Linked DNA regions of Homo sapiens: region 2 is linked to region 1. A link is an interaction called in ENCODE POLR2A ChIA-PET data of the cell type or tissue named here. Cell type or tissue: OCI-LY7. All regions are shown on one strand. Links, peaks and the distances in the headings refer to the core of each region. The heading gives the core; the rest is flanking DNA. Region 1 overlaps UBASH3B (ubiquitin associated and SH3 domain containing B). Region 2 overlaps CRTAM (cytotoxic and regulatory T cell molecule).

Region 1 (16,352 bases), core at 4,103-12,102:
TGGAGTAAAATGCAGAATGTACACTCTCTAGCTTAACAACACAAGTTGTTAGCAACAAAGCTATTTCTCCAGACCTTTATGGGAGGAATTTCCCCACAGATGGCCAGATGTGCAAACAAGACCTTTGAGTGCCTTTCAGAGCTTGGATTATAGAAGCCAGCAAAAGTGTATAGCAATGGAGAGGGATTCTTCCAAATAAGCCTAAAGTCCCAAGCCCTAGATCTGAATCCAGGGGTGGCATTAAGAATTAGAGCTCTGTGGCGCATGCCTGTAATCCCAGCTACTTGGGAGGCTGAGGCAGAAAAATTGCTTGAACCCGGAGGTGAAGGTTGCAGTGAGCTGAGATCACGCAACTGCACTCTAGTCTGGGCAACAAGAGCGAAACTCCATCTCAAAAAAAAAAAAAGAAAAAAAAAAAAAGAAAGAAAAGAATTAGAGCTTTGGTAAATAAAGAAGGAATTTTTTGGCTTTTCTCTTCATGATGGACATTTTGACCCCTTCAGAATGGACATGAGGTGGCCTGAGAGCTGAACCCAGGCAGCCCCCACTTGTGTCCCAGTGCCTCCGTGTGACTTGTGGAGTGGATGCCACACCTGTGATCACAGGAGTCCAGCCTGGTCAACGCCTCACAAAAGAAGGGCATCAGCTGCTGCGGATTGATTTAGTCAGAGCAAGGGTGGAACGAAGTCCTGTGATAAAGTTGAACGAAGATGGGACGTCAGCAAATCCATTGGCAGCCATTTTCTTTCTACTCTCAAAGCCCCCCAGCCTCCCTATTAACTACATGAGGTGGTAGATGGCAGTGGATGCCCCCATGAGTTGGTGAGATTTAAGGTCCCTGGTGAGGAAGCCCAGAAGCCACAAGCACATTTGTGACGGTAGCGCCTGGGGCAATAGTCCTCCTTGATTAGGGCTAGAGAGCAGGCCTTGCTTCAACAATTTCTGTGAGACACTGTCATAGCGTGTAAAGGGAAGGCTGGCCCTCGGGCAATGGGTAGTGGACTCTTGGATTGACTGTCAGTAATGGAGGGATTTTAGATTTTTTTCTTTTTTTCTTTTTTTTTTTTTTTTTATGTTTTTCGAGACAGAGTCTGGCTCTGTCGCCCAGGCTGGAGGGCAGTGGTGCGATCTCAGCTCACTGCAACCTCTGCCTCCCAGGTTCAAGCGATTCTCCTGCCTCAGCCTCCTGAGTAGCTGGGATTACAGGCACATGCCACCACACCCGGCTAATTTTTGTATTTTTAGTAGAGATGGTTTTCACCATGTTGGCCAGACTGGTCTCAAACTTCTCACCTCAAATGATCTGCCTGCCTCAGCCTCCCGAAGTGCTGGGATTACAGGCATGAGCCACTGCTCCCAGCCAGGATTTTAGATTTAGCTGCAACCTCAAAGCTCTGGGACTCATGAGTCCGGCTGGCAGCTAGGAGGGCAAACTGTGTCCACGGGGATAGTTTCTGTCTGTGCAGAGCCAAGGCCCAAACATATGTTGGCCAGGTTAGTGCCTGCTCCCTCCCATAGTTACAGTAACAAGGCTTAGAGCCTGAAAACAAATCCTTCTTTAACCATAGGTCTTTTTATCAGAGTGACCTTCTTTTCTTCTAACCCCCCAAATAAGGAAAACATAAGACAGTTGCCTATTTTCACCCAATGCCACTTCGAGAAAGTGCGGCCCTTAAAGAAACCTCATAATAAAGTTTTCTATTAAAAAAAAAATTGTTGACGGGGCACGGTGGTCATGCCTGTAATCCCAGCAGTTTGGGAGGCCGAGGCGGGCAGATCACTTGAGGTCAGGAGTTCAAGAACAGCCTGGCCAACATGGTGAAACCCTGTCTCTACTAAAAGTACAAAAACTAGCCAGGCATGGTGGTGCGTGCCTGTAGTCCCAGCTACTCGGGAGGCTGAGGCAGGAGAATTGCTTGAACCTGGGAGGCAAAGGTTGCAGTGAGCCGAGATCACGCCACTGCACTCCAGCCTAGATGACAGAGTGAGGCTCAGTCTCAAAAAAAAAAAGATTTCCAGAGACACTCATCTGTAACCTCTCTGAGGAAAGTGGCCTCTCTAACACGCCACCAACCTGACACTCGGGGAATTCGCTTATCTTCTGCAACTAAAGCCCTTCGGTTCCCCCATGCTCAGGTGCTCCTGGAAACTACTCTCCTACTCACGGCTGACCCGCGTAGCCTTTTGTAAGGCCATCTTCAACAGAGGTAAAGAGCAGAAGGTGTTTTCAATGCTGAGAAATGTGAACTTCTTCCAGCCACCTTCTCAGAGGAAGACTCAAGAGACTGTGATTCAGATGCTCCATATGACACCAAGTTAGACTGTTCAACTGGCAGGTTTCAAGCCAAGGACTCAGCCCGTAAATAAAAGGTCACTCAGCTTTCGTTCCTGTAAGTTGCCCATTCAGCTTATAAAGCACTTGCTGCCTTTGGCAAAACTTGGCTTTGGTCTACAAAAGCCCCACCGCCGCAGGCACCCTGAGTAAGTTAGGTTGGTTTCCGAGTCCAAGTGAGTCATTGTTGAGGTCTTGACTATTAGCACCTTGGAGACAGTGTCCCCCAAGCCAAGAGATCTTGTCCATAAGATAGGGAAGGACAGCCCCTCCAGTGCCTGCAGGTCACATTTGAAGAATTCCAGGTCCCTAGAGTTCATATCCCCGGCTTATGCCATCACCTGTCTCTCTTCTACCCTAGAGAAATGCATCTTTCCACTAACCACTAAACCAGTATCAGGGCGCCATGTTCTCTTGCTTTTAGAATCCCAGTCATTTCCTGTGTCATGGGACATGAGATGCTTGTCTTCAAAAAACAAGGGGCTTTAAGTACAATAAAACAATACATTATATTTATGCCAAGAACTTTATGTTTAACCCTCGAGTCTCAGACAATCCCACTTATTCACAATGTCTAAAAGTTTCTATTTCAGACATGATCTAAACTTCTTTTTGAAATCAATAAACTGCCCCAGTTTCTAAACCTAATCTATGACTTGCAGGCATTTTCCCCCATATTTCCAAGGGAATAAGCATCATTTGACACTATTTATTTTGAAAAGCGGTGGTGGAGGGGAGAAACAATATATTTCTTTCTTTTTTTTTTTTGAGACGGAGGCCTGCTCTGTTGCCCAGGCTGGAGTGCAGTGGCACAATCTCGGCCCACTGCAACCTCCGCCTCCTGGGTTCAAGCGATTCTCCTGCCTCAGCCTCCCGAGTAGCTGGGACTACAGGCACCCACCACCACGCCTGGCTAATTTTTTGTATTTTTAGTAGAGACGGGGTTTCACTGTGTTAGCCAGGATGCTCTCAATCTCCCGACCTCGTGATCCGCCCACCTCAGCCTCCCAAAGTGCTGGGATTTACAGGCATGAGCCACCGTGCCCGGCCAAAGAAAAAAATATTTCAAAGAAGTGGCATGTCCACCACCAACCCTGTTCAGTAAACATCTACTAAGTACCTGCTGTGGGCGAGGCTTGGGGGAAAGAGGAAAGAGGACATTTCAAAAGGAATCAGATACAGCACTGATCTTGAGGGAGTGTCCAATTTGTTTATAGAATGAGTGAATAAATGAGAAAACAAATGATGAGTGAATGCAGAATCAGGATTAGTAGTAAGTTTTATAGCAATTCCACTCCTTCATTTAATGATGTTAGTATAATTCAAAGATGAGTGAGGAGAATATAAATTTTTCCTGAGTTAAAAATCTGGCCAGGCACGGTGGCTCACGCCTGTAATCCCCAGCACTTTGGGAGGCCGAGGCGGGTGGATCACCTGACGTCAGGAGTTAGAGACCAGCCTGGCTGACATGGTGAAACCCTGTCTCTACTAAAAATACAAAAATTTGCCGGGTGTGGTAGCATGCGCCTGTAATCTCAGCTACTCGAGAGGCTGAAGCAGGAGAATCGCTTGAACTCGGGAGGCAAAGGTTGCAGTAAGCTGAGATCGCACCATTGCACTCCAGCCTCGGCGACAAGAGCAAAATTCCATCTGAAAAAAAAAAAAACCTGGTGATTTTTTTTCCTACTGCTTACTGTTTTATCTGTTCCCCAAAACTCCAAACACGTTTCTTGCAACCTAGGGTTCTCTGAAATCTCCAATCTGACCTTGAACGATGAAGGCAAGGGATCTCCGTGCTTGGTAGGGGTAGGGTCCTATATTATACTTTATGTGATGATATTCTCTGGCCTCCTTTAAGTACTTTAAAAAGATCTTTATTTTAGACTCTTCTCTCTCCATGCTGATGTCATTAGTATTCTGGATGAAATGTTTCCTTGCACGTAACTATGTTGGACTTGGATTCATTACTAAAGCAAATAATTCGGTTTTCCTAGGAACAAATGCTACTTTTCCTCATGGGCTGTTTGCTGACCATCCCTCTTGGTTGAGCATACGCTGCATTACTTGGAAGCCACATGTTAGGACTAAGGGAGACATAGAGAAGTAAAGAACACAGCATCTGTCCTCAAAGAAACGGTCGTCTTCACTGGGAGGGAAGATTGAAATGTGGCATTACAGCTGGGCGTGGTGGTTCACACTTGTAATCCCAGCATTTTGGGAGGCCGAGGCAGGAGGATCACGTGAGCCCAGGAGTTTGAGGCTGCGGTGAGCATGATCATGCCACTACATGCCAGCCTGGGTGACAGAGCAAGACACAGTTTCTTGGAAACAAACAAACAAACAAACATGGCAGTACGAGGGCTCAGAAGGGAAGATGCTAATATATTCACTCAGAGTTCAGAAAAGGCAGATGGTTTGCTTTGGGCAAAAGTTGTCAGGAGAGGTTTTCAGACCAAAGCAAGGACATCTTGAGGGGAGAGTCAAAAGGAAAGAATTAATCCTATTTTCAGCTCTCTATCCCTGAATACTCTTAGTTCCTTCAAGCAGCAGTGGGCTAACAAGTGATGCTACAGGACCGTATGCCAATGCAAGCGAGGACCCTGTGACCTTCAACAGACCTCTGCGTCACCATGGAGCTTTGAGATGAGTGTCAGAAGGAAGAACAAGCTCATTTTGAAAAGTACACAGACGTTGGAAACTGTGAGTATTACCCAAAAAAAAGCTTGAAAGGCTCCCATCCCCATCGGGTGACCAGCAGAACTTGCCACTGCAAGAGCCTCGTTCTCATTAATAAGAGTTCATTTTATTATTTCCATGCTATGTAATTTCTCCCACTGCCTTTTAGACTGGAACATTCAACTTTTTGCACTTCATATTAATTACCCTGGGGGATTCAGGCTACAGTGCACAATAAGAAGACCCAATTAGAACATTGCCTACTGTCTTTTTGTTTCTTTGTAATCCAAAATCAATCAATAACATCCTTAAATCCTCACAAGAAATGACTAGAGTTATTAACGTCTTGGACAAAGAAGCCAAGAAATTCAAAGCAGATGGAGCAGAATCACACAAATCACACAACCATGCAAATTAGTAGCAGCCCGTGGGCTTGACAGGGTCAGAATGCTGGGGGTTGGGAATTTTTAATATGAAACAGAAAATATACCCCATAACACTAATGTTCTTTTTGTGATGAGACGTGATGATTCTGGTTTAATGTGGAGCAGGGTGTCTTCAGGAGCTCTGAGAAAACACAGGCTTCCCAGTGCTCATCTACATAGCACATCCCTGTCTGGGACAGTTTACTGTTCACCCTACATGAAGTGTTCTCTCACCTGTCAGAAACACACTTCCTCTACAAATTGCATCCCCTACTGTTAACATCAAGATCAGAAGTAGGCCAGGTGCTTTGGCTCATGCCTATATTCCCAGCGCTTTGGGAGGCCGAGGAGGGTGGATCACCTGAGGCCAGGAGTTCAAGACCAGCTTGACCAACATGGTGAAACCCCATCTCTACTAAAAATACAAAATTTAGCTGGGTGTGGTGGTGAGCACCTGTAATCCCAGCTACTGGGGAGGCTGAGGCAGGAGAATTGTTTGAACCCGGGAGGTGGAGGTTGCAGTGAGCCGATATCATGCCACTGCACTTCAGACTAGGTGACAGAGCGAGACTCCATCTCAAAAAAAAAAAAAAAAAGATCAGAAGTAAACTATGAGAGTGAGTAAGATGAACATATGAACATTTACATTGAAAAATGTGAAAAAAACTTAAGATGTAATGGTGTTTGGAAAAGAATTGTTAACTGTATCCACTAAACCATAAAGCTTAACAAAATCCCAAACTTGGGAAATGAATTTTAAAAATGGACTCACCATGTGTAACTCTGGTCAGAGCCTAAACAAAGGAGGAGACAAAGCTTATGATGTCAGCCCATCTCATTCAGCACTGGGGACTTTGTGCTAGTTCAAAGTGTTGAGGAATTGGATCTCTACCTAATCATAAGAGACTGACCTCTTCCTCACTCCAACAGCGGTGCTGCTCCCGGGGGAATGATGGTTACCTCAGTTTCTCTTGGCCTCTCAGATGTGCAGCATGTCGGGTCTCCGCTAGTACCCACACATGATACCTCATGCTGCAAACCTACCCACTGAATACGGCCAAGTGAATAAAGCACCACCAACAACACGACCTCTAGTTCCACTGCTGGGCTCTGGGTACCATTGTCAATTCCTTGATCGATTTCCAAAGCTAAACAATAATATTTACGTAAACCTTAATAGATTACAAGACATTGAAATATCAGTCATCTGGGCTGGGCATGGTGACTCATGCCTGTAATCCCAGCACTTTGGGAGGCCGAGGCAGGTAGATTACTTGAGCTCAGGAGTTCAAGACCAGCCAGAGCAACATGGCGAAACCATGTCTCTACAAAAAAATACAAAAATTATCTGGCTGTCATGGCATTTGCCTCTAGTCCTAGCTACTCAGGAGGCTGAGGTGGGAGGATCGCTTGAGCCCTGGAGGCGGAGGTTGCAGTAACCAGAGATTGCACCACTGCACTACAGCCTGGTGGCAGAGGGAGACCTTGTTTCAAAAAAAAAAGAAAGGAAAGAAAGAAAAGAAAGAAAGAAAGAAAGAAAGAAAGAAAGAAAGAAAGAAAGAGAAAGAAAGAAAGAGAAAGAAAGAAAGAAAGATTTAAAAAGAAAAATCAGTCATCTGATGTGTTTCTCACAATAATTTTGGAAGGTGGATAATATTATCCACAGGCATTTCACAGAAGAAGAGATAGCATAGAGGTTGCAGGAAATGCCAAGAACACATAGCAGCTTCCTAAGATTCAAACTCAATTCGGTGACTCCACGTGCCACACTCCTCTGAGTTGTGAGTTCTCTAAGATGAAGATCACATTTTTCCATCTGTAAGACACTGAGTGTTGCCATGAGGATTAAATAAAATAACCTAGGTACAGCAGGCACCTAATAGATACCAGTTCCCTCCCATGCCCCTCCTCCATCAGGGGCGAAAAGATTTAAAAATAATCCCAATCCGGGCGCAGTGGCTCACGCCTGGAATCCCAGCACTTCGGGAGGCCAAGGCAGGTGGATCACCTGAGGTCAGGAGTTCGAGACCAGCCTGGCCAACATGGAGAAACCCCGTCTCTACTAAAAATACGAAAATTAGCTGGGTGTGGTGCTGGGCACCTGCAGCCCCAGCTATTCAGGGGGCTGAGGCACGATAATCGCTTGAACTGGGAGGTGGATGTTGCAGCGAGCCGAGATCGCAACATTGCACTCCAGCATGGGCTACAAGAGCAAAACTCCATCTCAAATAAATAAATAAATAAAATCCCAGTATATGGTCTGCACACACTACACATTTATAACCACAACTTCAGATTAAAGTGAACATTAATGACCGTACTGAAGCAAATAGATTTCCAGAGGCATGGGGAGTGCTGGGTGTCGGGTGGATGGAATGTGGGGGCTGTGGGATCATTGGGAGTTAGGGAACTAGCTTTAGGTTCTGACCATTGTAGCAACTCAGTGAGCCTCCACACACGGCACCCAGGATGCTCCCACACCTGGTTTCTAGTATCCTCACAGCTGGCACCTGCCTTACCAAACATATGCCCCAGGCTCTCCCATACTGTGAGTGCAGTTTTCATTACATAATGCATCCATCTTCTTGCTCTTCTTTAGCCTTATACCATCCTAATTTTCTATAGTTCCAAAGCCATTCTCTCCTGCCTTGTTGCAAGGTGGGGAGAAAATGTAAAATTCAAATGGTCACATAGTGTTACTTGGGAACAACTTTTGCCAGAGCCTAGATGAGGGGCATGGAAGATTTTGGAAGGTGGGGAGCAACAGAAGATAGAAATCCATGCCTGGTGTGAATTGCAACAAAAATTTGGCGTGACTATGGGGGTATGGGTAGGGGGAGAGGAGGTCATCTGCAATGTTGACAACTTTTCATCTAATACGACAGAGGAGAATTCCAACTCTAAGAGAAGAGATCTGCCAGGTATACTGGCAAGAACACTGAGACTACGTGGCTGAGCCCAGCTCTGCCCTTAATTTGCCAGAGCAGTCATTCCACCACCCTGGTTTCCTCACTGAGAGAATGTGCGGGTTGGACAGGGCTGGCTTTGGAATGAGACAAATCTAGGTTCAAATGCAGGCTCCATCACTGACTCGTTATGCAACTTTCGGCAAGTTTCCTTACATCGCCACGCCCCAGTGCTCTTAACTGTCAGATGAAAATGAGAGAATGTGTTTCCGGAGGCTGTTTGAGAATTAAATGAGGAGGTATATAAATATACTCCCCCTTGGACAGTGTCAGGTCTATGAAGCTCCCAGCACAGCAGCTGCTTCCTCTTTTCTTTATTCTAAGTTGCTGTAAACCCATGTATCTATGGTGCAACGCAATGACTCAATCCTTGCTTATTTAATGTGGCTATCCTGCCCAACCTAAGTCCTGACTATCAAGGTACTGAGGTGCTGTATGCTGAAGCAGCAAATAAACAATTCACATTGGACAAGAAGATGGAAACAAGTGTGAGGGAGGATGGTGGAGGAAAAAGGATCCAGAAGTGGGAGGCAGTGGATCTGGGTTCGAATTCTAGCGCCCTCAGTCACTAGAAATCTCTGGAACTCTATTTGCTTCAGTACGGTCATTAATGTTCACTTTAATCTGAAGTTGTGGGTATAAATGTGTAGTGTGTGCAGACCATATACTGGGATTTTATTTATTTATTTATTTGAGACGTAGTTTTGCTCTTGTAGCCCATGCTGGAGTGCAATGTTGCGATCTCGGCTCACTGCAACCTCCACCTCCCAGTTCAAGCGATTATCATGCCTCAGCCCCCTGAATAGCTGGGATTTCTGAGCTTCAGTTTTCTCTTCTGTAATAAAGGGAATAATCACATATGTAAAAGTACTTTGTCGATTGGAAAGCGCAATTGAAATGTTAGTGGTCTGTTATGCCACCATTCCCGTTGTTTGGAGAGTCCAATTACTTGAGTTTGAAAAATGTTTTGAGAGCTATCTAATTCCTCTTAGCAGTCAAACAAAACTTCAAACTTCCCCCCCAAACCCTAATCTTCAAAATCAAATGGCTGCTATGTAGATTACTGATGTATCCCCAAAAGAGCTGGGCTGACTTTTCTTTGCTATGAACAAACACCGCCAGTGACCCACTGGAGTCACCAACTCCTGGTGGCCTGATCTTTACTTGAAAAACAATACGGTAAACCACCCTCCTATTTTAACAGCTAGCACAGGGCAGGGCGGGAGGAACCCCCACCCACGCTTGCTCTGAACAGAAATCGTGCTGCAGCTGATGTGAAAACAAGATAAGGAGAAATGTCTGTCAACAGACTCCGGCCTGCCCTAGAACTGGGGTGCTCTCCGTGTATTCTGTACAGATGGGAAGGCAGGGGCCATTAGCCACCTGCAATTCTGCTCTGATGTGGCTGCGGTACTAAACACGGCCCAGGAAAGGGTGGGCATAGCTCGGACACACGTGCAACTTACACATTCTAGTCTTTAGCTAAAGTCTTTGAAAATACAGATTTAGAAATGTAGTATTGGTTGGGTGCAGTGGCTCACTCCTGTAATCCTGGCACTTTAGGAGTACCAGGTGGATCACCAGAGGTCAGGCATTTGAGACCAGCCTAGCCAACATGGTGAAACCCTGTCTCGACTAAAAATGCAAAAATTAGCTGGGCATGGTGGCAGGTGCCTATAATCCAAGCTACTCAGGAGGCTGAGGCAGGAGAATCGCTTGAACCCGGGAGGCAGAGGTTGCACTCCAGCCTGGGTGACAGAACGAGTCTTCATCTCAAAAACAAAAAGAAAAAAGAAAAAGAAACGTAGGGCCCTGAAGAAATCCTCATTAAGGTTAAAATCCTGCCGGCTTATTACCGAGAAATTAAAAACTATTTGGGGCCGGGCGCAGTAGCTCATGCCTGTAATCCCAGCGCTTTGGGAGGCCAAGGTGGGCAAACCACCTGAGGTCAGGAGTTCAAGACCAGTCTGGCCAACATGGTGAAACCCCGTCTCTACTAAAAATACAAAAATTATCCAGGCATGGTGGTGGGCACCTATAATCCCAGCTACTCAGGTGGCTGAGGCAGGAGATTCGCTTAAACCTGGGAGACGGAAGCTACAGTGAGCAGCGATCGCACCACTACACTCCAGCCTGGGCAACAGAATGAGACTCTGTCTCAAAAAATAAAAATAAAATAAAAAATAAAAAAACTATTTGGTTATCAGGCTGAGTGGAAACATAAGCTCAATGTGACTATTTAGTAACTTCCCAACAGTTCTAAACTACCACCCGTAGCTCTAAATGAAAACTTCATTTTTTAACCACTTTGGGCATGGCTGGGATGTAGGAATCAATGTGTTGATGCAAAAATGCTGCAAGGCAGTTCTTTTCTCTGTCTTTCCTGAGCATCATTAGACCTCCAGGGAGTGAGGCACTGTGTAACTGAAGGTCCAAACAACATATCCAAGGCACTAAGAGGATCACAATGCATAAAACACGATGTGCATAAATGCTGATGGATAACGGGGAAAAAGTAAAAAAGAAAAGAAAAAAAAGGAAAGAAAACCACAGAGTCTCCTAAGAGCTGCTGAAATGGCGACAGCATCAGACACTTATTAGCATTCACCACTCAAGGAGATATTCCCAGAAGGGGTTGAAGCGTTATCAAGGTTGGGAGGACTCAGCATGTTTGCAGAGGAGGAGCCGGATGCATATGCTCACCAGCCTGCTGGCACGAGTACTGGAAACTCCCACCCATCCGCAGGCTCTGATCAGATCATGCCAGAGCTTCAAGCTCCTTCCAGGCATCCATGCAACTGAGTGATGACAGGAGTGGATAGAAGAAATAAATGCAAGGTTTTGAATTTTAAAGCAGACCAGTGGGCCGGGCGCGGTGGCTCACGCCTGCAATCCCAGCACTTTGGGAGGCCAAGACGGGTGGATCACTTGAGGTCGGGAGTTCAAGACCAGCCTGGCCAACATGGTGAAACCCCGTGTCTAAGAAAAATGCAAAAATTAGCCGGGCATGGTAGCAGGTGCCTGTAATCCCAGCTACTAGGGAGGCTGAGACAGGAGAATCGCTTGAACCCGGGAGGCAGAGGTGGTGGTGAGCTGAAATCGTGCCACTGCACTCCAGCCTGGGGGAAAGAGGGAGACTCCACCTCAAAAAAAAAAAAAAAAAAAAAAAAAAAGAAAGAAAAGAAAAGAAAAATAAATAAAATAAAATAAAAATAAAGCACATCACTGGTGGATGGCATACCCTGGCATACCTCAAATTAAGCACAGGCTAAGTGTTCTATGCTAACAGCTAGGGTTTTCAAATCCACTGTGGCACACTAAATCTTGACACTCAAGGAACCCACAGTCCAAACAAGGCTTGTTTTAGGAGCTCTTCCTTGCCCTGTGCTTAAAACCCTTAAAACTTAAAACTCCCTCCACTGGCTTCCGATTATCAATAACAGCATTTCCAAGACTTCAGCCATTTCTACCATCAACCCATTAATTTTTCTATATCAATATCTATACTGTACTATATTTAAGTAACTTCCTTCCTTCCTTCCTTCCAAGTTTTTTTAGAGACAGAGTCTTGCTATATTGCCCAGACTGGACTGCAGTGCCTATTCACACATACAATCATGGCACACTGCAGCCTACAACTCTCAGGCTCAAGCGATCCTCCCACCCCAGCTTCCTGAGTAGCTGGGACTACAGGCATGTGCCACCATGCTGGCCTGAGTAAGTTTCATTAAAATAACCTATCTACTTTTATTCAAATAACTTTTGAAGAAAATGTTATTTTTACCATAAACAGAAAATTAGTACCACTTGCCATTAAAAAAACAAAACAAAAAAGGAAACAAAGGAATCTTACTAAATTCTTGTTACATCCCCTCCCTGCCAGTGTTCTGAACCTAAGGCCTATAGCTCTCATAAAAAAGAGATTAACAAGTACTAGAGAGGTTTTAAAGATAATAGGCTCTGAACTGAGCCCCTCACCCTTTGTAATTAGAATTGTAAAAAGAAAAATTGTTCATTATGTGATTCATCATTTCTTAATGTCACGTCTACATATCACCCAAATCAGGCTGCATGGGCCACCTGATACCACCTGCGTGCCCTAGTCGACCTTATGACTGGGCCTCCATCGTTGCATCCCCAGAGCTTCAAATGTCACATAGGAAAATTGTAAGCACACAACACAACTGGGTGAATGACTGAATGAATGGATGCATCGCTTAGCCTCATCATTCTTTCTTTCTTATTTTTATTTTTTTCGAGACAGAGTCTCACTCTGTCACCCAGGCTGGAGTGCAGTGGCACCATCTCGGCTCACTGCAACCTCCGCCTCCCGGGTTCAAGATTCTCTTGCCTCAGCCTCCTCAGTAGTTAGGATTACAGGCATGTGCCACCACGCCTGGCTAATTTTTGTATTTTTAGTAGAGACGGGGTTTCACCATGTTGGGCAGGCTGGTCTCCAACTCCTGACCTCAAGTGATCCGCCCACCTCAGCCTCCCAAAGTGCCAGGATTACAGGCATGAGCCACCACGCTCGGCCATCATTCTTTATTTCAGCCTCATTTACAGGCTTATTTTTCCTCCCATGACCCATGCCCACTCATCCCTCCATGACTTTGTCCATTCTGTACCTTTCTTGGAATGTTTTACTTTTCCTCCAACTGGTCAACTCTAAAATCTTCAAGCCTTAAGGTGTGTGATCTTCCCTTGATGGTTTCTCCTTACCACTCTGGGTGGAGAATAGACGTTCTTCTCAGTGTGCCCACCACACACTTATTGTCAGGCCTCTGAGCCCAAGCTAAGCCATCATATCTCCTGTGACCTGCACGTATACATCCAGATGGCCTGAAGCAACTGAAGATCCACAAAAGAAGTGAAAATAGCCTTAACTGATGACATTCCACCATTGTGATTTGTTTCTGCCCCACCCTAACTGATCAATGTACTTTGTAATCGCCCCCACCCTTAAGAAGGTTCTTTGTAGTTCTCCCCACCCTTGAGAAGGTTCTTTGTCATTCTCCCCACCCTTGAGAAGGTTCTTTGCCATTCTCCCCACCCTTGAGAATGTACTTTGTGAGATCCACCCCCTGCCCACAAAACATTGCTGCTAACTCCACTGCCCATCCCAAAACCTCTAAGAACTAATGATAATCCCACCACCCTTTGCTGACTCTCTTTTCGGACTCTCCCCACCTGCACCCAGGTGAAATAAACAGCCTTGTTGCTCACACACCACCTGTTTGGTGGTCTCTTCACTCGGACACTTATCACACTATAATCACAAATGCACTTGTCCTTTCTCTCCCTACCAGTCTCTAAACTCCTTGAAGGGAGGAATGTGTCTTCTATTTCTGTTGCCAGTACCTGGCATTAGTTGACACTCCATAGATATGTGTGGAATGAAAGCATCTCTGGCTATTTCCCCATATTCTCCGATCGTATGAGACAAACCCTGTCTTTCCCTTCTCTGAGTTTTAGCACATACTGTGTCTTTGACCAGCGTGCCCTCGGCAGTATGCAAACTGTCTTCCACATTCCTGCTGAGAAGGCTCACGGGGCCCATTCTCCAAGCCAAGGGTGCATTCCTTCCTCTCTGTTCCCACCATACCCCCTGAATATCACCTTTACTGTAGGGTGTATCCCACATCTCTGCAATTCTTTGTTTCTATGCTGCTGTAATTCGGTAAATTATGAGCTTCTTGTTTTTGTGTCCCCAAGGTTTAGAGAGTGGTTGGCATCTTACAGTGAGTAATCAATAGATATTAAATACTGTCTCAAGAAAAGAATGAATGTTTAGCAAGAAAATATTTTACTAATGTTTAGTAAGAAAATATTCATCTTTCTTCTCTTAGCAATCCCAAAAGTCCCTGGAGTTGAGGTCAGTAAAACCATAAACATATTAAATTTATTGCTGACTTATATGGAGTACCTACTATCTGCCAGGCACTCTGTCAACATTATCTAATTTAATTATCCCCATCTTGTGAGGTAGGTACTTCTATTGATGCCAATTTCCAAGTGAGGAAATCTGGGCTTAGGCTTAGGGAGATTAAATCACTTGTCCAAGGTTCTGTAAGTGGCAGAGCCAGCACATGGAACGAGGCCTGAAAAGCTCCAGTGTTCTTAACTACCACTCTGGCCTGGACTCTGAGCTTATCCTGTCTGACCTACCGCCCTCCTTCATGATCAGAAGCCAGATCCTGGGCAGATGGATCTGGGCCTGCCTGGGGGTAGCACTGATTGTGTCCTTTGAGAGCCCAGCTAAGCCACCAAGCAAACCCTGCCCAAAACACAGAACCCCGTCACAAATGGCCATCACAGCCTTTTGCTCAAGCCAGGGGACTCAGCAAAATCACCAGCTCCACATCTACCCAGCAGAAGGCCAGGCAAGGCAGCCTTTTCATTGATTCCAGAAATGTCTCTTTTTCATTTGTAAAATACCCACATTTTGGGATTTTCCCGCAAGTGGTGGGTGGCTACAGCAATAACAGATGAACTGGTATCTTTGAAAGCTGAATAAAAACACTTTTCAATAAAGATTTTAAGCCTTAAATTGACTGAGGAGCTAAGTGAGAGTCCAGCAGCACCCCGGTGGGAGAAAACATTGGCCTGGTTTTTATAACTGCATTCCCTGCACGAGAGGAAAGGGGTTACAGCTGCTCTTTCTTCACTCACAGCCTGTGTTGAAAGCATCTGAGCTAACAAAGGCCAGTTTCCTCTAGTTTGCACCCAAGGAAGTCAGAGAAATGCTGCTTGGCTGCAGAAGATTTGTCCAGAAAAGAGTGACTTTAACCTACAAAAGCCAGCTTCAAATAGTTGTATAAAATTTGAGAGGAAAGAAAAGGAGTCAGAGCCACCTTGTAAAAGCTCCTTCCTGCTTCTTGATGATGTTACCAGAATTCTCTGCAGGAAAGGCCCGGCAAAGGCACAGAGCAGAACACACAGCCATGTGGTTTCGTTTTTCCAGTGATGAACCTCTCAGGAGAAAAACTCCGTTTTGGAGAGAGGCAAACATATCTGGACAACAAGTTAACCATGACCTTTCATTTGCTGGAAATGAGCATAACCCAGGGGGAGAATCCTGCCTAGGGGAGGAGTCCGGAAGACCCGGGGTTTGGTTCTGGCTTTACCGCTACTTTGCTTCGTGGCCTTCGGTAAACCATTTAAGCACTCTGGGCTTCAGCCTTTCGCAGAAGTGAGAAGATCGGGCCCAGTGATCAAGTTCCTCAGCTCGGAAATACTATGATATTAGTAGCATATTACAGAGCGCAAGATGACAAGTCTGACTCAACTCTCCCAGGTGCTGTACCCTAAGGAGAATCCTCTTCCACTAGCAGCGCACACCACCCTCAGCCATCATTCCCACAACCGAGGCATTCACAACCGATGTGAAATAAGGCAACAAGCGTGAGTTTTGGAGGGAGCATAGCGCTATGTGTCTCTCACTGGCTCTCCATGCGTATGTATCTAAACTTTAGCAGCTGCTGGGCTCATGACAGCCAGTGGATTCGGAGGCCAGAAGATATTGGCAAGGGATGCTTGGGACAGCAGCAGTTTGACTGCCAGGACCCCATCTTTGAGGCCGCTGAGATGTCACAGAGGCTACCTGAACTTCAGATAGGGTAACACAGTGCAACCACACACCCTTCAAAACCATGAGAATGTAATCCTACTTAGCATTTCACTTACTAAAACCAAAAGTCAGATGTAAAGTAAGCTCAGAATAGTAGCTACCATTTATGGAGAGCTAACTATATGTAAGGCACTGTGCTAAGAACTCTACATGTATTATAATATAGAATCCTCATTATATATATATATATATGTATAATTGGAGATATATATATGTATAATTGGAGATATATATATATATAATTGGATATATATATATATAAAATTGGATATATATATATATAATTGGATATATATATATATATATATATATATATATATATA
Region 2 (8,000 bases), core at 1-8,000, 150 kb before region 1:
GGTGTTCAACTCAGAATATTAACATGGTTAAACTAAAATCTTCAAAGCAATTATAACAATAAAATAAATCTAAACAGGAATTATGTCTTCATGTATCTGTGTGTTTCATATTCACATAAAATGATATTGACAATTTAGGTTTATTTCAGCTAACATTATCTCCTTCTGGGTCAAGTACAAAGATGCAGTATGATTCATATGATTACTCCAAAAACACAACAGCAATAAAACGATTTAAAGTCATTATCAAAAAGCAAGCATGACACTATTTGCATATGGCGCTGTGCTAGGCTTTCTGCTCAACTGGGGTTCTTTTGAACATTGGAATAGTTGGAATTCCGTCACTCACCTGGAGAAATTTCAATCAGTACAGGAATTTGCTATTAGGAAAGCTTTGTTGGCAGTAATCTTAATCTGAAGGACTCTGCCCACTGCATTTAATTTTGTTTGATAGTGTAATATTAAAGTAAATCAAAAATTATTCAAGAGAATCATTAGTTCTTCTTACCCAAATCTTCAAACCGGAAGGGTGCTACTAGTTTTCTCCCTTGCAGGCCTCTGTGTCGGATAATGCAGTCCACCGTTGAATTTTTGCCATAAGTGTGGATTATGAGAGTGCTGGTAGTATTACATTTCTTCCCATCAGTTTCAAATTCATGGAGCGTTCCACCTATGTAGCAATTTGAAGAGGTTATGGCTATTTAATGCTACTGGATGAGGTTGGTTCTATTAGAGGCCAATGGCCTTGACTTCATGGCAAACATTAGATTTCTAACCTCATTCTAACCTCAGCCAGTTCCCTTGTATAGGCTTGGTTCTGGTCACAAAGGCAAACAGATGAATGAGAGTAGATGATGGTTTTCTACAAACTTTTCACTACTGGAAAAAAAAATTCAAAGCTTAAGAAGGACAGCTTGATGTTGTTATGAAACACAAAGATCCAAGACCTTATTCTGGTTATATGAATAAGGCGAATTAAAGGGAAGTCTTATAATGAAGTAGAATTGGCACTGCCCTGGGAATCAGATCTGGGTTTAGGTCTTTTCTCTCTAGAACTCCATTTGGCCCTCAGTGTTCTCAACTGTAAAGGGTCCTTTGCAACTCTAAGAATGTTGATTACAGGCCGGGCGCAGTGGCTCACGCCTGTAATCCCAGCACTCTGGGAGGCCGAGGCAGTTGGAACACCTGAGGTCAGGGGTTCGAGACCAGCCTGGCCAACATGGTGAAACCCTGTCTCTACTAAAAATACAAAAATTAGCTGGGTGTTGTGGCATGCACCTGTAATCCCAGCTACTCCAGAAGCTGAGGTAGAAGAATCGTTTCAACCCAGGAGGCAGAGGTTGCAGTGAGTCAAGATCGTGCCACTGCACTGGGAGACAGAGTGAGACTCCATCTCAAAAAAAAAAGATGGTTGATTACATAGATATCAAAGGTAATGTCTGTTGAAATGTAAGCAAACTATAAACAGTACCCAGACACCATAATTAATTAGTTATTCTGTTTCAAAGGCTCAACCTTTAGGTGCTTTGTTACAAGAATATTTTTAATCTGTTCTTGTGGGTATGACACAATATAGTACTATACAATATAGGGAAGATCATATCTGTTCCAATTATATGTATTATGTTAAATATATTTTCGATTTTATATCTGGGAAAAAGTTTATGCTCACAGATATTATACTTCTTCTTTTTTTTTTTTTTGATAGAATTTTGCTCCTGTTGCCCAGGCTGGAGTGCAATGGTGTGATTTTTGGCTCACACCACAACCTCCACCTCCTGGGTTCAAGCAATTCTCCTGCCTCAGCCTCCTGAGTACAGGCATGCACCACCAAACCCAGCTAATTTTATTTTTAGTAGGGACGAGGTTTCTCCATGTTGGTCAGGCTGGTCTCGAACTCCTGACCTCAGGTGATCCACCCACCTTGGCCTCCCAAAGTGCTGGGAGTACAGGCATGAGCCATTGTGCCTCGCCTGAGATATTATACTTCTGTATTATACTTATTTTAGACAATTTTGTGAAATTTTAAGAAGTCATTATAGTTCACTTTAGATTTTTACCTGTTTTAAACAAAAACATTTTCAATATCTATGATTAGCCTTTCAAGATTAAGGCATAAAATTGATTGGTTGTAAGAATAACTTGTCTGGAAAAGAGCTGATGAAATATTAAATGATGTCTTCTGGCATTGTCTGCCACTAGAGGGTGCCAAAACATTTAAAAATCCCCTGGAAATTTGAGTAGGAAGGAAGACAAAGAGAACCATTTCTCCCCTTACCGGACACTTCCATGCTATTCCCAAGTAGCCAGGTTATCTGCGGAGGGGGCTTGCTTCTCATGGTGGAGCACATGAGTACAACATGTTCTTCTCCATTTTGCTTTCTGATAACTGAAGCTTCCAGGATTGGCTTGAAAGGAGTTGCTAGAACAAAATGGATTTTTCTGTGTTAATTAGATATGAGTCTGCATATCTCAACAAAGCACAGAGGCTAATAATCTGTAGGTGATTGTTATAGGGTATACTCTAATTAATGGGCTTTCTTTTTTTTTTTAGACTTAGTCTCCGTCGCCCAGGCTGGAGTGCAGTGGCACGATTTCGCCTCACTGAAACCGCCACCTCCCAGGTTCACGCAATTCTCCTGCCTCAGCCTCCTGAGTAGCTGGGATTACAGGCACCCGCCATCACACCCAGCTAATTTTTGTATTTTTAGTGCAGATGAGATTTCTCTGTGGCCAAGCTGGTCTCGAACTCCAGACCTCAATTGATCCGCCCGCCTCCACCTCCCAAAGTGCTGGGATTACAAGTGTGAGCCACTGCGCCCGGCCCATATTTTTTAACTTAATCTCTTCCAGAATACAGTCATGTTAAAGGGCTTTCATGTGCTTGCAAAGCTACTTTGGCTGAAGCCAGAATGTGTATTACTCAGTGTGTTGTTAGTCTCTGAAAATTCCCGAACAAGCAATGTAGCAACAATTCTTAAAATGTGGTATATGAGGCCGGGCGAGGTGGCTCACGCCTGTAATCCCAGCACTTTGGGAGACCAAGGCAGGCAAATCACGAGATCAGGAGATCGAGACCATCCTGGCCAACCAACATGGTGAAACCCCATCTCTACTAAAAATACAAAAATTAGCTGGGCATAGTGGTGCACGCCTGTAGTCCCAGCTACTCGGGAGGCTGAGGCAGGAGAATCGCTTGAACCTGGGATGGGGAGGTTGTGTGCAGTAAGCCGAGTTTGCGCCACTGCACTCCAGCCCGGGCAACAGAGCAAGACCCCATCAAAAAAAAAAAAAGGTGCATTTATCTTATAAAGGGCATGTTCGTCCTTTTTCTTTATACTTCTGTCTTGGAAATACTTTTTAGTTAGGCTTGCTTCTTCCTGTTTCCCATTCTACTTCCACTTCAGTCCAGAACTGAGCTCTTCCCCATTTACTTAACTCACCCATCTGCCATCAAGACCTTATAAAGGCACTTCTTAGCTCCAAATATACATTAGATGTGTTACTTGTTGGCAATACGAAGATGAAAAAGGTATGATTCAAGGAGCTAATAGTCTGGTGTGGCTTCAGCCCCTAAACTGTTAATGAAAAGATTATGTGTTGAGAGCAATGACAGAGTATACATGGGGTGTTATGAGAGCCCAGAAGGGCACACAAGCAGCTGAGCCAGGATGTGTGCTCCCTTACAAAAAGACAACGCTGAGCTGAGTCACAATGGTTCTCAAACCCCTCCCCGAGAGCCACTCCTTCTCAGCTACTTTCCCATCATGCCTTTACCGTATGGCAGGCACCACACTGCAGTAATTCAACAGGAGAAGTCTAAGACATTCATTTGTGTGATATGTGAGATGATGTTACTTAGAGATCAATAAAAAGCAATGTTTTTAATCGATCTGTTCTGCCACAAAAAACAAAACAAGTAAGGATAGACATACTGGACACAGTTGACCATCTGTAGAACTGAGTAAGTCCCAGGTAATTAGGAGGCTGTCACTTCCTATCCGCACCTCCCAATCCCGCCCTCCTACAGAAAAGAGGAATTGTTTGGCAGAGAGGATTTGAGCAGATCAAGCAGTGCAGCTACATCTGAATTCATTCTATCTTAGGATTTGCTGTCATGAGGTTCCACTTCATTTGCATACATGTTTTTCTTCCTGAGCTGGTGCGCAAACTCCTTATGGGCAGAGATTGTGCCTAATTCATCTCTGATTCCCGAGAACCTCACATGGTGCCTGGCGCATAGTCGCAGCTCATCAAATATCAATTTTTCTTTTCTTTTAGTTCCCTGGAGAGAAAATTTAGTTGCTGTCAAAGACAAATTTCACAAGTTCACAGTTCAATCTTGGTCTTGCTTCTCAAAATGCTCTCTTCTGTTTCCTTTCAATAAAAGATGGCAGAGGTGTCCCAGGCAATTCCTTGCTCTAGGCAACATTTTTAAACTAAAAGGTTCAGTTTAAAAACGACATATCGTGTTCCTATCCATATTGCTCCCCTACTGGGTTCACTTGCAGGTACCTACCCAGCACAATCACTTTCACTTCCTTTGTGCTTACAGAGTCGCTGTAATGTAAGCACTTGTACACGCCTTCATCTTGCAGGGTTACGTTAGGCACAGTGATGGAGAGCTGATTGGCCGAGTGATGAAGAAGCTGGTATTTGGAATTTTTTAAAGCTGTACAAGAGGGAAATAGAGCTGTTATGAGGAAAGATATCCGATGAATCGTTGGCCTCTACCCAGTAGATGCCAGAAGCACTGCCCCGCTTTCTACATTTGGCACAATCAAAACTATCTCCAGACATTGTCCTATCTCCACGGGAAGGTAAGATCATTCCGGGTGGGGAACCACTGAGCTAGATCAAGCCATTCTGCTGCAGAAATCCGAGAGAGTCCCTCTTCTCCCAGTGTACCAAAACCAGAAACAAAACAACAAAAAGCATTATGTAACAGAATTATCTCTATTTAAAATTTTTTTCTCTCAGAACTTTTAACAATTAGTATTTACTTCTAGTTGATTTAGCTTGAAATAATATATTTCTTTATGTTAACATATCAGTATCTAATAATGCTTTCAAAGCATAACTTTTTTTTTTTTTTTTTAGAGACAGAGTCTTGCTCTGTTGCCCAGGCTGGAGTGCAGTGGCACTATCTCAGCTCACTGCAACTGTCATCTCCCAGATTCAAGTGATTCTCCTGCCTCAGCCTCCCCCAATAGCTGGGATTACAGGAGTGCTCCACCACGCCCAGCTAATTTTTTTGTATTTTTAGTAGACACAGGGTTTCATAATATTGGCCAGGCTGGTCTTGAACTCCTGACTTCAAAATGATCGGCCAGCCTCAGTCTCCCAAAGTGCTGGGATTACAGGCATGAGCCACCACGCCCAGCCAGCATGATATGCTTTAAGAGGCTCTGCTTTATAAATAAGACTGAAATGTGTTTTAGACTTTTCCAAGTATTTGGCAGTTAGCAATATTAAATGGAGACATAAAATGATCTAGGGTTTAGTAAAACCCTGCCTAACGTCAAAGAGATGAACCCAAGAGATTCTTAAGAGTCTTTTTCCATCTCAGACATCTTGTACTTTCTTCATGTGTGTTTGTGAAAAGAGAAATGACTGTCCTCATTTCCAAATTAATACATCCTGTCTATTTCTATTGCTTAAAAATCTTGATTTTATGTTAAGACCAACAGGAGAAGAAGAGCTATCTGGAAAGGAGCTTTGTAATGTGCCTTTGGATTGCTCAGATGGAAAACGAAGCAGCTGGCTTCTTATCTGGGGTGGTGGTGGTTGCATGAGGATCGGGCTCCCAGTCAGTTGGTTGCCTGTCTGTCATTGTGCTGTGGTTGTGTGATAGTTACTGAGAGTGAAAAAGTGGTGTGAGTGTGGGGTGGGGACATGGAAATGTGCTTTGTAATCTGAACCCCCTTTAACAACCATTCTGGTGGGGTTTCCATTTCACAGTTCCTGCCCCCAGCAAGCCACTGCGTGTAAAATAACAGGATTTGGAGGCGTGATTCATGTGTAACAGTAGGTGGGCTGAGCCCACCCCTTGGGTGACTCATGCAGGCTTTCTGTCCCACCAAACTGTCCGGCTGGAAAAACCCTCAGGTTAAGGTCTGGTGGCATTTTTTCTTTCTTTCTTTCACTTACCAGGATACTCATTTAAAAAAATGGTGAACCCTGAGGGGGTCAGCCACTGGAGGGAGGAGTTCTTCCTCAGAGAAGTGACACACTTTAGAGTGAGCGTCTGGCCTTCCTCCACGGTGATGGTTTCTGTGTGGTTAGTCAGAGAGGCCTCTGTGGAGGAAGAGAAATGGGGATGATCAGGCCGGGGGTCCACAGTGTCTCAGGGATTTTGTCTCGTTCATTCATTCAATCATGTATTATCTATTTCTTCTAGAAACCAAAAAATAAGCAAATACAAACAAAATGGGAGGGGAGAGGCAAGAACTGAGAGTAGGAGCAGTAATGATATCTCTTGAAGAAGGGGACCCTGGAATCAGGTCTGAAGGAAGGGGTAGGATTTTGACAGAAGACAGGGAAGGTCAAACTACAGTTCAACAGGTTTTGGGCGATTGCTCTGCCATATGCCAGGAACTGTACCAGGCCATTTACCTGTATTGAATTTAATTTTTTTTTTTTGAGACAAAGTCTCACTCTGGTTGCCCAGGCTGAAGTCCAGTGGCACAATCTCAGCTCACTACATCCTCCGCCTCCTGGGTTCAAGCGATTCTCATGCCTCAGCCTCCCAAATAGCTGGGATTACAGACACGTACCACCAAGCCTGGCTAGTTTTTGTGTTTTTAGTAGAGACGTGGTTTTACTATGTTGGCCAGGCTGGTCTCGAACTCCTGACCTCAAGTCATCTGCCCACCTCGGCCTCCCAAAATGCTGGGATTACAGGTGTGAGCCACAGCACCCAACCCGAATTTAATTTTCAAACTAACCCTAGAAAGGAAGAATTGTGCTCACTTTACAGACGAGGGAATAGAGGCTCAAGGTAACAGAGGTCATTGAGCTGGGATCTGTACCCAGGGCTGTGGATGGCAAAGGCCGTGTTTATGTAACTACATCAGCCTATCTAAGCCACAAGGCCCCAGAAAATGCAACCTTTCTGGCCTCAGCTTATAAAAGAGCATCTAGTACCTTCAAGTTGTGTGTCTAGAATTCTAAGAAAGAATGTTATAATCGTGGTGCTCTGGTGAACTGCGGAGTTACCCTTCAGGGCAAGTGGCTGAGCCCCACCTGTCCGAGAGTTTCTACACCAGAGGGAGGATGTTCTAAGATTTCATTCAATTCAGTATTCCACAGCCGAGCTTTCTCCAGACAAACACAAGTCTAATTTCTCCGAATCACAACCCCCAGAGAATGATGAACAATTTGTTCTAAGTAGCTGCACATTTATCTCCCCAAAAAAAGAAATTGATGAAAAATAAACTGGCATTCCTGATGATTTGGCATGCTTATTGCCATTCATTATTCCTTCATATTATAAATTAAATTATTTGTCCTGAGGAAAAGGCAATTCTTATCAATGAAGGTATAAACCACTTTTATAAACAGAAGAATACCATGGGGTTATAAATTATGAATAGCAAATGTAACAAGTTTTACGGCATCATCTTAAACCTTAACAACAACAACAAAAAAGAAACCAGGAGAATATATTTTCTTGTGATAAATTTCAAGTATTAGGAAAAGTGCTTTGGAGAGCTCTGGGAATTAATTGGTGTCTACTTTTTTGTTTGTTCCATTCCTAGGTCATTAATTTGAATCTAGCCTCTAGCAGAAATAACCCAGAATTATTGTATTGGATTCATATAAGCTTTCACGGGAAACTGTTTGCTGGAGTTCTAATGGAAAAACACCCATATCATCCACCAATACCATAATGAACAACAAGGAGGTAATAAAAAGAGATCTGTGCTTTCCAAAAAAAGCACTGGGGCATAAGGCCAGAATTCTGCTTAGGTTTGGCCATTTGGAAATATTCTCCTCTG

The links. ChIA-PET counts read pairs that join two places held together with the same protein. Peaks named below come from ENCODE experiments on the same cell type or tissue, not always from the same donor. Only the 100,000 strongest peaks of a DNase experiment are listed, where the experiment ranks them.
Region 2: POLR2A ChIA-PET joins it to region 1 with 13 read pairs; 5 of 35 experiments call an interaction of 5 or more read pairs at or near these places.

What each region holds. Positions count from the first base shown.
Region 1 is chr11:122,690,175-122,706,526 of GRCh38, reverse strand. All of the region lies in intron 1 of UBASH3B (ubiquitin associated and SH3 domain containing B), which reads right to left. Among named protein-coding and RNA genes, the nearest start is that of UBASH3B, 43 kb to the right of the region's middle. In OCI-LY7, for the core only: no CTCF peak of the experiment used is centred there; DNase peaks (open chromatin) are centred at 5,656, 7,936, 8,626 and 9,736; H3K4me3 peaks cover 4,792 bases; H3K27ac peaks cover 7,686 bases.
Region 2 is chr11:122,848,365-122,856,364 of GRCh38, reverse strand. CRTAM (cytotoxic and regulatory T cell molecule) reads right to left here. Exons shown (of 10, transcript NM_019604.4): 2 at 6,151-6,297; 3 at 4,520-4,672; 4 at 2,279-2,422; 5 at 509-670. Among named protein-coding and RNA genes, the nearest start is that of CRTAM, 14 kb to the right of the region's middle. RefSeq lists enhancers at 3,764-3,823, 6,192-6,291. In OCI-LY7, for the core only: CTCF peaks have their summits at 2,200 (motif pointing right), 4,415 and 4,631; DNase peaks (open chromatin) are centred at 2,194 and 4,554; H3K4me3 peaks cover 718 bases.